Linked DNA regions of Homo sapiens: region 2 is linked to region 1. The links are chromatin loops, found by intact Hi-C in ENCODE. Cell type or tissue: OCI-LY7. All regions are shown on one strand. Each heading gives the region's core, and the rest is flanking DNA. Links, peaks and the distances in the headings are about the cores only.

What was found. Hi-C counts contacts between places; a loop is a spot of excess contacts. Peaks named below come from ENCODE experiments on the same cell type or tissue, not always from the same donor. Only the 100,000 strongest peaks of a DNase experiment are listed, where the experiment ranks them.
Region 2: it touches region 1 in a loop (11-fold over the local background); 71 of 110 quality-filtered maps call a loop at or near these places.

What each region holds. Positions count from the first base shown.
Region 1 is chr6:44,653,639-44,658,030 of GRCh38, reverse strand. No RefSeq gene overlaps it. Among named protein-coding and RNA genes, the nearest start is that of MIR4642, 220 kb to the right of the region's middle. In OCI-LY7, for the core only: CTCF peaks have their summits at 2,140 and 2,347 (motif pointing left); a DNase peak (open chromatin) is centred at 2,360.
Region 2 is chr6:45,921,212-45,925,603 of GRCh38, reverse strand. The region is part of intron 4 of CLIC5 (chloride intracellular channel 5); the gene reads left to right. Among named protein-coding and RNA genes, the nearest start is that of CLIC5, 92 kb to the left of the region's middle. RefSeq lists an enhancer at 1,149-1,298. In OCI-LY7, for the core only: CTCF peaks have their summits at 2,410 and 2,612 (motif pointing right); a DNase peak (open chromatin) is centred at 2,663.

The sequences.
Region 1 (4,392 bases), core at 212-4,211:
TTTGTATTTTTTGTAGAGATGGGGTTTTGCCATGTTGCCCAGGCTGGTCTCAAACCCCTGAGCTCAAGCAATCACCTGCCTTGGCCTCCCAGAGTGCCGGGATCACAGGCATGAGCCACTGTGCCCAGCCTAAGAGCCATCTTTGTTGCTGTGATTCCTGTAGCTCAACAGCTTTGCCCTCCCTCACTCTTGCCATGGCTGCAGACAGCTGAGGTTGAGGGGCTCTGGTCTGAGTCCAGATAACTGGGGAGTTCCAGGATAATGCCCAGGGAGCTGTTACAGGGAAGTAGACTTAGACTTTTAAGCAGCCCACAACACCTCCTAGAGGTCCTTGGGCGACGGAGCCTGGGCTTGTGGAGTGCCAAGCTTTATCCGACTGCCATGTCAACACCACTCCAGAGTCAAAGACTTCCCAGGCCTTCAGCCCCATCCTCATCCCTGCCCTAGGCAAAGTTGGGTCTGGAACGTTTCCCCTCAGCCTTGGGAGGAAACTCACATTCGAAGCAGTGTGTGAGCCCTGGCTGGCGAGCGATGGCCACTCACACTGTTATCCCTTTCTCAGCAATAATGTTTAGGTTCAGGAAAGAGTTCCAAGATATATATAATTCCTCATGCTGAGTAAGGGCTTCAGCCTGACTCCACAGCTGCCCCGGCTACTGCTCTCTCCAGGAATGTTATTACACCAGCACTGGCCCGGTGCTAGAGATGGGGTCTCTCAATGTTCTCATTATGTGCTCCGTATTTTTCAGGTCATGTAATTCAGCTGTAAAAATTTGCCCCTGGCTGCACCTGGCATAGGAGTGGCACAGAGGGGTGAGTTTATTTTTTTAAGGTACTGTTAAAAATAAATTTAATAAGGGAAAGAGAGAGGAAAAGAGAGAGCAAGAGACTAAGACTGTGTTTAATTTGAACTATGAAGGAGAAGATATGAACCGAAGGTCTGAGATCCTGGTGCTTTGGCTGTATGTGTGTCTGTGTGTGTGTGTGTGTGTGTGTGTACGCACGGGAGACTACATGTTTCTCCTGTGTAACTTAAAGCCAGCTTTGTTTATTTAACTGAGATTTTCCAGATCGTTAGTTTGTGATGTGGCTTAGTTTATACTGTGCAATATCCCATTTTAAATACACTCAGGTACATAAGTGAAATGCAACGGAGCTACTTCAATTAGCAAGAGCATGGGCAGCAATTAAGTTTAAATGAACATTTTCATGAGTCTTTTCTTCCCCTTCCTTCTCTTAGCCATGTAATTAATGAGCCTCTGAATGAACCTACTCTCTGTCTATGGGCGTAGAAGATTTTGGCTCTGGAATCCAGGACATATAAATGGAGAGGAACGCAAAGGCCTCCAGGCTGCAAGCTGAGGGGGCAGGTGGCTGCCTTTCCATGTTGCTCTGCGTGGGTAGAAGGAGCCTCTCCCCTTCCAACAGCCTCACCTTAGGAATATAGGATAGGCCATGGGTGACCTTAGTATGTAAACCAAACCCCAGCACTTTTAGAGTTCTGTCCCACTTCTGGCTGAGAGAAGCTGTTTGGGAGATGCCACATTGAATATTGGGCTTTCCAGACTATTTTCAATGACTTATAAGAAAAACTGGGATGTATGAAATTGGCAAGTCCTGGAAAGACTGAGATGGTCCCGGTAATTAGGAGGTGGGGCAGACAAAGGTAGGAGACTGCTACATCAAGTCGTCCCTTTTTCTGCTTGAGCTATGTCACCAGGGTTTTGGGCATGTCTGTGTCACCTGGAATCCAAGTGTGATTGTTTTCATCCAGACATTCTACCAAGTGGAAACCAAGAGTGGAGGCTCAGTCCACAGTAAGAGAAGGCACAGGGCCCTGGACAGAAGGGCCTGGCTTCCAGGGGGATGGGGATCCCCAACGCGGGAGACTCCTTTCCCCTGTGACCAGAAGCTGGGGTCTAAGGACTCCTCCTGCTCAACCACATCCACTGGTCGGGGTCCACCCAGGCCAAGCACAGAGCTGCGGAGGGGCTGAGGTGGCCTCTGCCGGGGAATGGAAAACGGCTCTCTTGGAGGAACTGAAGGAACCCCCACTTCCGTCTTCTGTCCCTGGTGCCTGCATGGCAGGACCCTGGGACCATGAGCTCACAACTCCTCCCCGGGTCACTGTGGTGGACATCAGGATCACCCCTCGGTGCTCAGTGTTTGGATAGGGCACCCTCACGTAGCATCTCCCCCACAGGCCACCCAACCATAGCTAGGACACCTCTCTTTGGCTGGCCATCACCTCCACCCACTCTATTTGACAGTCGGTGGACGCTGTGCCCCCTCAGAAATCAGACCGAGGGGAGCTCAGCGTTCGGCCAGACTCGGGCGCCACCTGGTGTCTGCGGGCGTCCCTGCGGGTAGACTCGAGCCCCAGTTGTTTGCTTCTTTGTTGTTCCTGCTTCTTTTAGACCCAGAAAGGCTCTGTCGCAAGAGGTGGGGTCTGTCTCAATTACAGCGGCTGAGCAGGCACGGGTTGCCTGGGGACATTCCTTGATATTCATGTCACAGGACATGCTGTGCTCTGCACGGGTTTTCACACCTCACCATGAGGTTCTCAGGCCCTCAGTCAGGATTTCAGGGGTTTGTTTTGTTTTTTTAGGTAGGTAGGTAGGTAGATAAGGTAGATAAGAGTTTTGGGGGAAATGGGTTGTTTAGGAGTGAGGCTGGGTTTCTGTCTTATCTCAGCCACTTACCAGCTGTGGGATCATGGGAAAATTACTTTAATCTCTCTGAATTTCAGTTTCTTTATCTGTAAAATAGGAATAACAACACCCACTTCAGAGGGTTATATGAGACTTAAAATAAGTCCTGCCAAGTTCTTGACAACTGAAGGTGTTCAATAAATGTTAGTTCCTTCTTTCCTTAGCAAAGACAGTCATAGATAATAATATAGGTAGTAATTAAAGTTAGTGACACAATGAGAGTAATACTAATTTTTTCTTCCTTCCTCTTCCTTTGTTTTTCTTTCTTCCTTCCTTCCTTCCATCCCTCCCTCCCTTCCTTCCTTCCCTTACTTTCTTTCTTTTTTCTTCTTCTTCTTTTTCTTTCTTTCTTTTTTTTTTTTTTTTTTTTTTTTTTTTTTTTTTTTTTGAGGCAGGATCTTGCTGTGTCACCCAGGCTGGAGTGCAGTGGTGCAGTCTCGGCTCACGACAACCTCTGCCTCCCAGGCTCAAGTGCTTCTCCTGCGTCATCCTCCCACAGGTGCATGCCACCAGGGGTTCACCATGTTGCCCAGGCTGGTCTCGAACTCCTGCGCTCAAGTAATCCTGTCCGCCTCGGCCTCTGAAAGTGCTAGGATTATAGGTGTGAGCCACCGCACCTGGCCAGAGTGATACCAATTTTCTTCGTGTGTGCAGTGACAGGCAGAGCAGCGGCAGGGAGGAGCTCTTCATTCATACTTTCCTCCAGGCCCCTCCAGCGTTTTTCATGGCTGAGAAAGGGAGTCTGGGCTCTGTGTGGGGAGCCTGACTATAACTTCATTGAAGAGGCTAGTGGCACATTTCCATTCCAAACTGTATACAAAACTGGCTAATAAATAATCACTGTTGATCAAGCTTTGGAAAGTCCTCATCATCATTTACTGAGCACCTACTATGGGGAAGCCACATTTAAGTATTTTACCAATAGGGCCCCATTAACTCTTGTAGCTGCCACTCAGGGTCAGTTTTATTATCCCTATTACCTAGATGAGGAAACTGGGGCTCAGGGTGTCTCAAGTCACATATCTAGGAAGCAGTGAGGTTCACACAGTTCCAAATCCAGTTTGCCCTCTTCCTGCTTCTTGCAACTGCCCCTCAGAGCTGAGGCATTCTCTTAGGGGTCTTCTTCTGAAAGAACAGCCTGTCCCCGAACCAACCAGAAACAGCTTTCTCCACCAGCCACAGCCCCGGCATAAATCAAGTCTAGGTTCCTGCCCATGGGTCATTGGTCGGGCTCCCAGCTGTCTTCCGGATAGTTCCTGGCGTGTGGCTATATTAAGAATGTGAACCGTAACATTAACACTTAAAAAAAAAATTCAAAGAGAGAAAGAAAGAAAGGAAGAAATACCCCTAAAGAGACTCACATCAGGTCTAGCCAAGAGTCATAAATCAATGTCGGTAAATTTATAAACAGTTCATAAATGTAAGTGCTTTTCACAGGGCTGTTTGTTATTGTGTCGGGCTGAGCTGGGGGTGGGGCTGGGGGTGCAGAGAGGCACTGCATCCATTCTGTCTCCGGGTGAGGAGCAGCTCAGATGGCCCCGGTAGCAGAAGGAACAGGGATGGGACCAGTCCTGGTTGAATACTCACATCCAGGTGGCCACAGCATGACATAGGCTTGAGTGAACTGAGAGAACCAGCCTGGATGGCAGGTGAGCTGAGCCCTGAACCTGAACTGAGATTT
Region 2 (4,392 bases), core at 171-4,170, 1.3 Mb before region 1:
ACGGCTCATGCCTGTAATCTCAGCACTTTGGGAGGCCAGGGCAGGCGGATCACGAGGTCAGGAGTTCAAGACCAGCCTGGCCAATATGGTGAAACCCAGTCTCTACTAAAAATACAAAAATTAGCCAGGCGTGGTGGCACGCGCCTGTAGTCCCAGCTACTTGGGAGGCTGAGGCAGAAGAATTGCTTGAGCCAGGGAGATGGAGTTTGCAGTGAGCTGAGATCGCACCATTGCATTCCAGCCTGGGTGACAGAGCGAGACTCTATCTCAAAAAAAAAAAAAAAAAGCGGAATAATGACATGTTGGCATGTTGGCAATACCTATGTATATTGGCAAATGTTGTGTTTGGCTGTTTGTAATAGAAGCCTGACTACAGTGGCTAAAGCAAACATGTATTTTATTAGCAAAACCTATATAGCATTTTACTATGAACCATGCCCTGTTCTAAGCACTCTTGATAAATGTTTACTTCTTAAGAGGAATTTGCTTTTCTCACATGACAAGAAGTCCAGAGAGTAGAGAGTTCCAGGCAAATGTAGTTGCTGAAAGAAGTCGAGAATTGAGCTGCTGCTTAGAGCTCCTAATTCTCCATCTTTCGTGTGTGACTTTCATTCTTGTTTCACAGGATGGTTGCTCCACCCCCAAACATCACATCCGCATTCCAGACAATGCCAGCCGCATCTATCTTATCTTTCCCAGAAGCCCATTGATTAATTTCTACCGATATCTCTTTAGCCAGAACTTGGTTATTTGGCCTTCTGTAGCTGAAATTCTGGGAATCTAGGAAGATGAGTATTTTTGATAGGGCACATTGCTACCCTGAAAATATATATATATATGGGCTCTGTCTTCTACTAGTAACAAATAAAAGGAGACTGAATTCTTGTATATTCAATTCTTATATATTCACTTTCAAGTTAAGGTGATATTTTTTCTCTCTCTGGTGAAAATACCTGTCCTAGCCATTGCCAAAAAGGACACACTATTTTAAATTCTCCTTTGGTGCTGGAAAAATCTGAGTCATTTACCCCCTACTAGATTTCAGGAAACAGAAGTATAAAATTGCACATTTAATTTGCTACACACTTCAAACTTTAGGAGATGCAAGACTCATGTAGTAAAAGCTGTGCAACTCAAACATCCAATGGGTAGCTTCTCCCCACAAACTGTAATTTTTGCTGGGGCACATTAGGGTATCCAGGGAACTGCTCTGAGCAAGGGGGAGGGAGGTCCAGGTGTACTTGTAGCATATCTGGGGAATTCTGTGTAAGTATCAGTCACCCCCAACCTTTAAGGTTGCCCCATTTCACATCTGTTATGATGAAGGCTTTCGGCTGGGGGACTGTGGTTCTGGCTGTAGAGTCAGAATGAAAGGAACAGCTGAATATCCCTGTTCATGTCAGCATTTCAGGGCAGAGGATGAGTCAAGCACGATGTTTACTGAGCAGAGCCAGAGGCAAGAGCCACTTTTTTCTTGCAGCTCTAAGAATTTTTTGTTGCTTTTTTTGTATGCTTTGTTTCTCATACATCAGCATCATCATGCGTTGCACATACACATTGTACATAACAACTGCTTACAGCATGCCGGGCACTGTACTAAGCCCTCTGCAGGTGATGACTCAATTATTGCTCCCAGCAACCCTCTAAGGTATGCCATGTTATGATCTCCACTTTGCAGAGAAGGAAACAAGCACCGGTTAAGCAACCTGCCCAAGCTAGTATGTGTCAGGGTCAGGACCCCAGCCCAGGCAGCTGGTCCCATGATCTGTGCTCTTGACTTGCGTATATTAACATTTAATATAATCCACTATTTAATATGTATGTAGTGCTGAATTAAACAAGAGTGTGTCATTTAGGAAATGGTGATCAAATCAGTTCACGATCCGATGAATACTCAATGAATGACTACCATGTGTATTTCCTTAAATATACTCAACACTTCCCACCTTCCCCATCAGGGTCCTCACCCAGCAATCCATGTGGGGAAAGGGGCACAAAGTTGGCCCACAGTGGGCACCGAATAGATGCCTGTTTAACAAATAAAAGAATGGGCAACTGGAAGAGAATTTGTAGGATATTCACAGAATCACCAAATCCAGTAATTATTTCAGTCTAGCATTGCAGTGGCACAGAGGCAGTTTTTAAGTTTGTGAATGGCTCTTATGTAAAAGATGTGGCTATTTGAGGATGAAACAAGACAAAATGTGGTGAATGTACTTCAGCCTAAGTGTTTTGGGGGAGGGAGAATTGAGAAAAATCTCTAGGTCTAAACGCTGGAACGGATGACTGATAAAGTTAGAATCTCTCTTAACCAGCTCATTCTAAGTGTGTGAGCATCCGCATTAAACCTAATCTATGGCCTGATACTTAAAAATAACCTGTTATAAAGTAACCATAAAAAAACTCACAGATTTCAGCCTGATTCATTTGGCCACATAAACTACAATCAGCATTAATAGCTTCCGTCAGCATTTATGCCGTACTTTCTATTAGCACGATGGGTTCTACAATCATTTATGAGTTTCTGGAAAGTCTAATAGAAAACACACGTACATGTTCTCTGTGGAAAATACACAATAGGTTTTTGGGGAGTTTTTTGTTTGTTTGTTTGTTTGCTCAGGGATAAGCCAGAAGGTGTCGCCACTGCCCCATGGCTAAAGTCTGGGCCGGGTTCCCTAACCAGAACTTCTCCCCTGATCACTCCTGAGCTCGCTAGCTCTGCAGCTTCCTCCCACATTCAGTCAGTCTCTCTCTCTCTCTCTCTCTCTATCTCTCTCTCTTTCTCTCTCTCTCTCTTCCTCCCTTCTCCTGTTGATAAATAAACATTCAGGCAGCTTACATGCTACAGATGAGTACACAAAAGGAAACTTAATTCGAAGACCTAAGTGATAATCTTTCTCTTCAAATCTACTGTGGCTTTTAAGAGGTTTAGAAAATTATTTGGATCTGGAGTCCCTACCTCCCTTCATACTTTAAGAAAATATTATACTAAAGGCATGCTAAAGTTGTCCTAAATGTTTACCATGCTGGTGTTTTAAACATAGCCAAATACTGGCCAAAGTCTCTTGCCTTTAAAAAAAATATGCATTTTGTTGTTGTACTAATACTTCTGAACATACGCCAAATATAAGGGTGATTTGTGGAGCTGTATTAAATAAAAAGATGCTTCTTTATAAGAATCCCCTATAGAGCTTGGGGAAGCAGCTATGTGGAGAATCTGTGTCTTCCTTAAGAAAGTTTCTGAATTCCTTGGAAATACATCAGAAAACACCCCATTCTCCCCACCACAGAGGAGGGTGGGCAACCAACAGTGTCCTATATCCCAACCCACCATAATTGTAAGACTTAAACGCTATCTTTCAAATAAAGAATCATTTACTGGCTTCTTACTGGAAAGAACTATAGGAGCTTGTCATTTAATTCATCCTCCCCTCTGAGGCTGAAATTCTTTCTAGAACAAACAAATAATACCCATGGCACCACGTGCTGCACACTCTCTGTAGCCCAGCTGACGCCACACGAGGGAACAGTGGGGAATCTGTTGAAGTTGCCATTGCATTTTGCTTTCTCATAAACCGCTGTTTGTCTTTCTGCCTTTCCTGTTTTTAGCAGTGCCTAGAAACGGAGGCCTGGGAATTGCCTCCCCCATGTGAGCCCCTGGGTTGTTCACACCCAGGGCCAATTTGACAACATCCTCCTCTCTGGCTATGAGGCCAAGTCCAGTGTTCTTGGTTCAGTGCCAAAGGTGGACATGAACTCTCTAAACTGTCAAACTAAGAAAATGTGACACACCCATGTGGCCTGGAGAGAGCAAAGCCAAACCCAAAGAGATGCTTCCAGGCAACTTTAGATCCCTAACATGTTAGGAAAGTCAAGAGCAAGCTTCATCCTGCAAGCTCTCCAGGATTCTCCTTGGACCTGGAACATGCTAGGATGTTCAGATAAACTTCACTTCAGACACTGAATTTCTGCCTTGAGCTATCTCTTCTCTCATCTTTCTCTCGGTGTCTTCTTCCCCTTCATCCTCTCATAAACCCAAGTTCTATAGCTGTAATAATAATAATAGCAGTTAACTTTAATCAAGTCTCACTCTGCACCAGACACTAGATGATGTGAACCTGTGAACAAGCATAACTGAGGATTCAAACCCAAATCTCTTATGGCAGAGTGAATGTGCTGCTCTGCTACTGTGTTTGTTATCAGAAGCCATGGCTCCCCGACATACTCGACCCAGATTCTCTGTTTCTTCCTTGATGAAACCAGTGACATGCAAACATAGCCAGAGGGCCCAGGCACAGCAGAGAGCGTCCCATCAGACCTGATAGAAAGTCCCCTTCCCATCTTCTAAAACCTTGCTGCCATTTCTGACTTCATGTGGTCTAAGAATCTGGT